2 separate regions of the Homo sapiens genome follow, and region 2 is linked to region 1. A link is a loop called in an ENCODE intact Hi-C map of the cell type or tissue named here. Cell type or tissue: transverse colon. All regions are shown on one strand. Each heading gives the region's core, and the rest is flanking DNA. Links, peaks and the distances in the headings are about the cores only. Region 1 has its middle 18 kb from the start of NPTX2. Region 2 has its middle 42 kb from the start of NPTX2.

Region 1 (2,913 bases), core at 226-2,725:
AAGACAAGGTCTTGCTCTGTCACCCAGGAGTGCAGTGGTGCAATCTCGGTTCACTGCCACCTCCGCCTCCTGGATTCAAGCGATTCTCATGCCTCAGCCTCCCTAGTAGCTGGGATTACAGGCATGCGCCACTATACCTGGCTAATTTTTGTATTTTTAGTAGAGATGGGGTTTCGCTATGTTGGCCAGGCTGGTCTCGAACTCCTGACCTCAAGTAATCCACCCGCCTCAGCCTCCCAAAGTGCTGGGATTACAGACATGAGCCACTGTGCCCGGCCCACTGCTTTCTAATACAAAATCTCAGATGGAGGCACTGGGGACCCAGACACTTCTCACAGTGGGTGTGGAGGTCAGGCTGAACACTGGAAGACCAGCTGAGACACTGCAGGAGAAGCGCTTGGATCCTCAAATGCCATTCCCCAGTTTGAACTGAATGTCTGTGCTCCCTCCCCAGTAGAAGACTAGAGGAGTAGTTCTCAAAGGTGAGCCAGTAGCCCAATGCCTGGAAGGCTTGTCCAGGGGCAGATGGCTGAGCCCCACCTTTCAGAGCTTCCGAGGCAGCAGATCCAAGGCAGGCCCCAAGAGCTTGCATTTCTAGCAAATTTCTAGGCACTGTTGATGCTAGTGCTGATTACACTAGATATTTACACTCCGATTCCAGGCACAGGCACACAAGGCACAGTTAAGTGTGCTTCTTTTTCTGGTTTTGTGTTTTTGAAATTTATTTTAGAGACAGGGTCTTGCTCTGTTTCCCAGGCTGGAGTGCAGAGGCACAATCATAGCTACCTGCAGCCTCTGACTCCTGGCCTCAAGTTATCCTTCCAGCTCAGCCTCCCAAGTAGCTGGGACTATAGGCACGCACCACCATGCCTGGCTAATTTTTAAAATTTTTGTAGAATGAGGTATTGCTATATTGCCCAGGATGTTCTCAAACTCCTGGCCTCAAGTGATCCTCCCGTATCGGCCTCCCAAAGTGTTGGTATTACGGGCATGAGCCATCGTGCCTGAACAAGTGTGCAACTTCTATACAGAGAGCACGAATAGCATGAGCATCTACTTACCTATTTTTTTTTTCTTTTTCTAGAGATGGAGTCTCACTATATTGCCTGTACTGGTCTCAAACTCTTGGCCTCAAGCAATCCTCCCGCCTCAGCCTCCCTAACTGCTGGGATTACAGGCATGAGCCCCTGCACCCAACCCCAGCATTTCCATACCTATGTACTGATTAAAGAGACCCTCAGCCACTTCCCCCAGTAGGGTCATAGAACCTTAGACACCTACCCATAAGGTGGGAGATTGAAAGATTCTCTTCCAAGGAATCTGATAAGCCTAAAGAAAAAAAGCATGTCCTGTGTATTGGTAGTTGAGGTCCCTCCCAGTGAAGGGGGCCAGTACCCCAGCTGAGCTTCTTCCCCCTGGACAATGGAACCATCTGGGAAGCTTTTAAATATATGAATGTCAGGGATCCAGCCAATTCAACCACATGCTCCAGGGGCAGGGCCCTGGCATTTGTGTTGGTTTTAAAGCCTCCTTGGTGATAAAAGCATGCTGCCAGGGCGGGCTTGGAACCACTCCTTTGTGGGAAAGATCACCAGCCAATAAGTCACAGCCACATAGACCGGAGGACTTCTGAGTGCTTCATTCCCAAGCATGAGTCTATAGTCAAATATCACCTCATATTGAGGAAGCTCTACTGTGAAAGTCAGAGACCAAAATAAACAGAAGAAAGGAAGAGCTTAAAGGAAACAATGCAAGGAGCAGAAGAAACCTTCAAGTGAGATCTTCAGAGATTTTCTTTAAAAAAAGGATAGTACATCTATGAAGCAAGAACAGGCAATTACAAAAGGACATTCAGAGAACAAGAAAACAAGTTAAACATTTTGTAACAAATAAAATCTTCAATGGAAGTTTTGGAAGCTAAGTTGTGGAACTCTCCCTTATTTATTTATTTATTTATTTATTTATTTATTTATTTATTTATTATTTTTTTGTTTTAAATAGAGACAGGGTTTCGCCGTGTTGCCCAGGCTGGTCTCAAACTCCTGGGCTTAAGCGATCCTCCCACCTCAGCCTCCCACAGTGTTAGGATTACAGGCATGAGCCACCGTGCCCAGCCAGAGGTCTCCTTTCAAGCAGAACAGACAAAGGGAGAGAGATGGAAATTGGAGAGCAGGTAAGAAAATTAAAACATCACTTGGGGGATCCAATACCTGAATAACAGCTATTCTAGACAGAGAACAATGAAAATGGAGGGGGTGGTTATTAAAGTAATAATTCTTAAGAATTATTCCCCAAGTCATTTGGTAGTGACTTAGGGCTGGTGATGGGGAGATTGAGAAATTATTGCAAATGGGTAGAAGGTTTGTTCTGGTGATGATGGAGATACTTTTATGATGGTTGCACAACTCTGTAAATATACTGAAAACCATTGAATTGTACACTTTACATGGGTGAATTTTATAGTATATAGGTTATATCTCAATAAAGCTATTTTATAAATGTCCCCAGAGATAAAGGGCATAGGGACTTAGATTGAGGGGGGCCACCAAAGGCCCCATGCAAAATAGACCTTCAGTAAGGCACGTAATAATGTAATTTCAGGATACTAGAGGCAAAGAGAAGTCCCCAAAGCAAAACTTCCAAGACAGTAAAAATTCACATAGGAAGGATCAGGGATTAGAATGGCATCAAGTGTCTCAGCAGCAGCACTGAACTCTACAGGGCAGGGGAGTGATGCCTTCAGAATTCTAACAAAAATCTAAAACTAGAACCACCATAGAATCCAGTAATCCCACTACTGGGTATTTATCCAAAGGAAAAGAAATCAGTATATCGGAGGGATACCTGCATTTAAATGTTGATTGCAGCACTGTTCACAACAGCAAAGATATGGAACCAACCTAAGTGTCCATC
Region 2 (2,913 bases), core at 139-2,638, 60 kb before region 1:
ATTTAGGAATGTTGGCATGGCAGGATCTGGTTGGAAGGCTTCAAAATGGACAATTTATAGTCAGGTATGTTGAAGTGGATTTTAGCCCCAGATCTTCTGGGCCAACAGACCCTCGCTTGTGGACGAATTTCAGTATTTAGGTTTTTTGTCATGTCCCAGTCTTCTTGGTTCCAAGGGGAGAAATTATTGATTCCCAGTGTTGTTAGAGGTCAAAGCTTTTTCTTTTGTTCCTTCTTTCCCCCACCACCCTTTTTTGTTGTTGTTGTTGTTGTTTTTTTAAGACAGTGTCTCACTCTGTTGCCCAGGCTGGAGTGCAATGGTATGATCACAGCTCACTGCAGCCTCAACCTCCTGGGCTCCAGTGATCCTCCTACCTTAGCCTCCCAAGGAATGGGGACAACAAAGCATGTGCCACTATGCCCAACTAATTTTTAAAATTTCTGAGTAGATGGGATCTCACTATGTTGCCCAGGCTGGTCTCAAACTCCTAGACTCAAGCAATCCTTTTGCCTTGAAATCCTCTTGCCTCTGAAAGTGTTGGGATTACAAGCATGAACCACCATACCCAGCCTCAAAGCTTTTTCTACCATTCATGCCTTGGCTACATGACTTACAGCTGTTATAGCTACAAGATAAAACTTGACATTTTGCTATCAACAGAGTAGGCCCAGCTTGGGCAGGTCCCGTGGCTCCACCTGCAACTGGAGAAGGTGGTCTTCCTGCAAGTCCTTGTTTCTTTGCTGATTGTCTCTCTCTGGCTGAAATATGAGCCCTGGGAGGCTGAGGGACTCATCTGTATTAACTGTCACCTGGAACGGCAGCAGGCACAGAGCATAAGCCCCAGAAATACTGAGCCCTAGAAATACTGGTGAAAGAGCAGGCCTTGCTCAGCCAGTGGCGGCTTCTTGGTTCCTCTTCTTTCTTTCTTTTCTTTTTTCCTTTTTTTTTTTTTTTTTTGAGATGGAATTTTGATCTTGTTGCCCAGGCTAGAGTACAGTAGTGCAATCTCGGCTCACTGCAACCTCCGCCTCCCAGGTTCAAGCGATTCTCCTGCCTCAGCCTCTCGAATAGCTGGGATTACAGGCATGCGCCACGACACCTGGCCAATTTTTCGTATTTTTATTAGAGACGGGGTTTCTCCGTATTGGTCAGGCTGGTCTCGAGCTCCTGACCTCAGGTGATCCGCCCGCCTCAACCTCCCAACATGCTGGGATTACAGGTGTGAGCCACTGTGCCCAGCCTTGGTTCCTCTTTCTATGTATGTGCAGCTCTAAGAGAAAGGGGGGTGTGTGTGCCAATGGAGGGTCCCAGCCAAAGCTGCCCCTGCCCAGGCATGGGACAATGCATTCCCAGTGCCTCCCAGGGACATGCCAAGCCCTCCCATCCGGTTACCTGGCATCTCCGTGCTGTGACCTCAGAGAAGTCACGGTTACCCTCACTCCCAAACACTTCCCACCTGGAATCACATCGATCAGGCGGGCCAGATGGTTCCCAGAAATAGCAAGACACGGCTGGACAATTTGATTAACTTGCCTAATGAACTCTGAATTCACTCCATTTTTTTTCCATGACAACTGTATTTTCTCTCTAAAATTGTTATTGATTCTTCATATGTGGAGACGTAGGTGGGGCAGGAAAGCACATTTTGCACACGGAGGACAAGAAACCAAGATGTGGAGGTGGAGAGAGGAGGAGGTGGGCGAGGGCAGGACTCAATGTCTATCTTGAGCCCATGGTGGTCTTACGGCCCCTTCGGAAGACTGTCTTACACCTGGCCATTAGTCATCAGTGGAGGGGGGCCAGCTAAGGGGCGGGTATGGTTGCCAGATTCTGCAAATAAAAATACAAGATACCCAGTTAAATCTGAATCCAGGGCCAGGCGTAGTGACTCATGCCTGTATTCCCAGCACTTTGGAAGGCTGCGGCTGGAGAATCGCTTGAGCCCAGGAGTTCGAAACCAGCTTGCCCAATATAGTGAGACCCCCATTTCCACTTAAAAAAACGAATTAGCCAGGTGTGGTGGTGCGCAACTGTAGTTCCAGCTACTGGGAAGGCTGAGGCGGGAGGAGCCCAGGAGCTCCAGACAGCAGTAAGCTGTGAACGTGCCACTGCACTCCAGCCTGGGCAACAGAATGAGACCTAGTTTCGAAAAGATTTTTAAAAATTTGAATTTGGATAAACAAATAGTTTACAGTATAAGTCTATCCTATGTAATATTTGGAATATACTTCTACTAAAAAATAATTTGCTGTGTATCTGAAATTCAGATATTTCTGGGCATCCTGTATTTTATCTGTCAACCCTAAGAGTGGTAAGGTGTTACGTCCTCGGGTGCTCAAAGCTGGGCTGCAGCCCACAGACACCTACTCCCAGAAAGCTGGTCCAAGCAGGGACTCAGATGCTACAGGACCCGCCAATGCTCTTCTAACTGCTGTTCCTTCTTTCTGTCCACCCCGTCCTTCAATGCATAGGTCGGGACTCTTCCTCCCTGATGGGTTTCACGAATCAAGTTCCCACCTGGGTCGCGTCTCTGAGCCAGGAGTCGAGGGACATAAACGTTGCTATTTACTGCAAGAGCTTATCCTGAGCTTGGCCTGCAGGCAGCAGCGCATGTGCCGATTAAACCCGCACACCTCCGTGATGCTTCCCCGCCCATTTATCCAGGAAGGAAACAAGGCTCCAAGCGGGAAGGCGCTTGCTGGAAAGGACTCAAGACTCAAACCCAGTCCCCTGTCCCCGGCCATAGAGGTCACATCTAGAGATTTCCCCAGGAAAGTCACCAGTGTCCCGGCTCTGATGCGTCAGGGTCGGGGCGAGGACAGAGGGGACGAGGCAGTGTGGGGTCAAGGCCCCAACACTCTGGCTAAAAGTGGCCTCTAGGGTGGGCTGGGTAACCGGAGAGGGACTCTTAAG

Evidence for each region. A loop is a pair of places that touch in the nucleus more often than their neighbours do. Peaks named below come from ENCODE experiments on the same cell type or tissue, not always from the same donor. Only the 100,000 strongest peaks of a DNase experiment are listed, where the experiment ranks them.
Region 2: a loop joins it to region 1, with 10 times the contacts of the local background. A loop is called at or near these places in 2 of 110 quality-filtered maps.

The regions. Positions count from the first base shown.
Region 1 is chr7:98,598,092-98,601,004 of GRCh38, reverse strand. No RefSeq gene overlaps it. Among named protein-coding and RNA genes, the nearest start is that of NPTX2, 18 kb to the left of the region's middle. In transverse colon, for the core only: no CTCF peak of the experiment used is centred there; a DNase peak (open chromatin) is centred at 1,544.
Region 2 is chr7:98,657,760-98,660,672 of GRCh38, reverse strand. No RefSeq gene overlaps it. Among named protein-coding and RNA genes, the nearest start is that of NPTX2, 42 kb to the right of the region's middle. In transverse colon, for the core only: no CTCF peak of the experiment used is centred there; no DNase peak of the experiment used is centred there.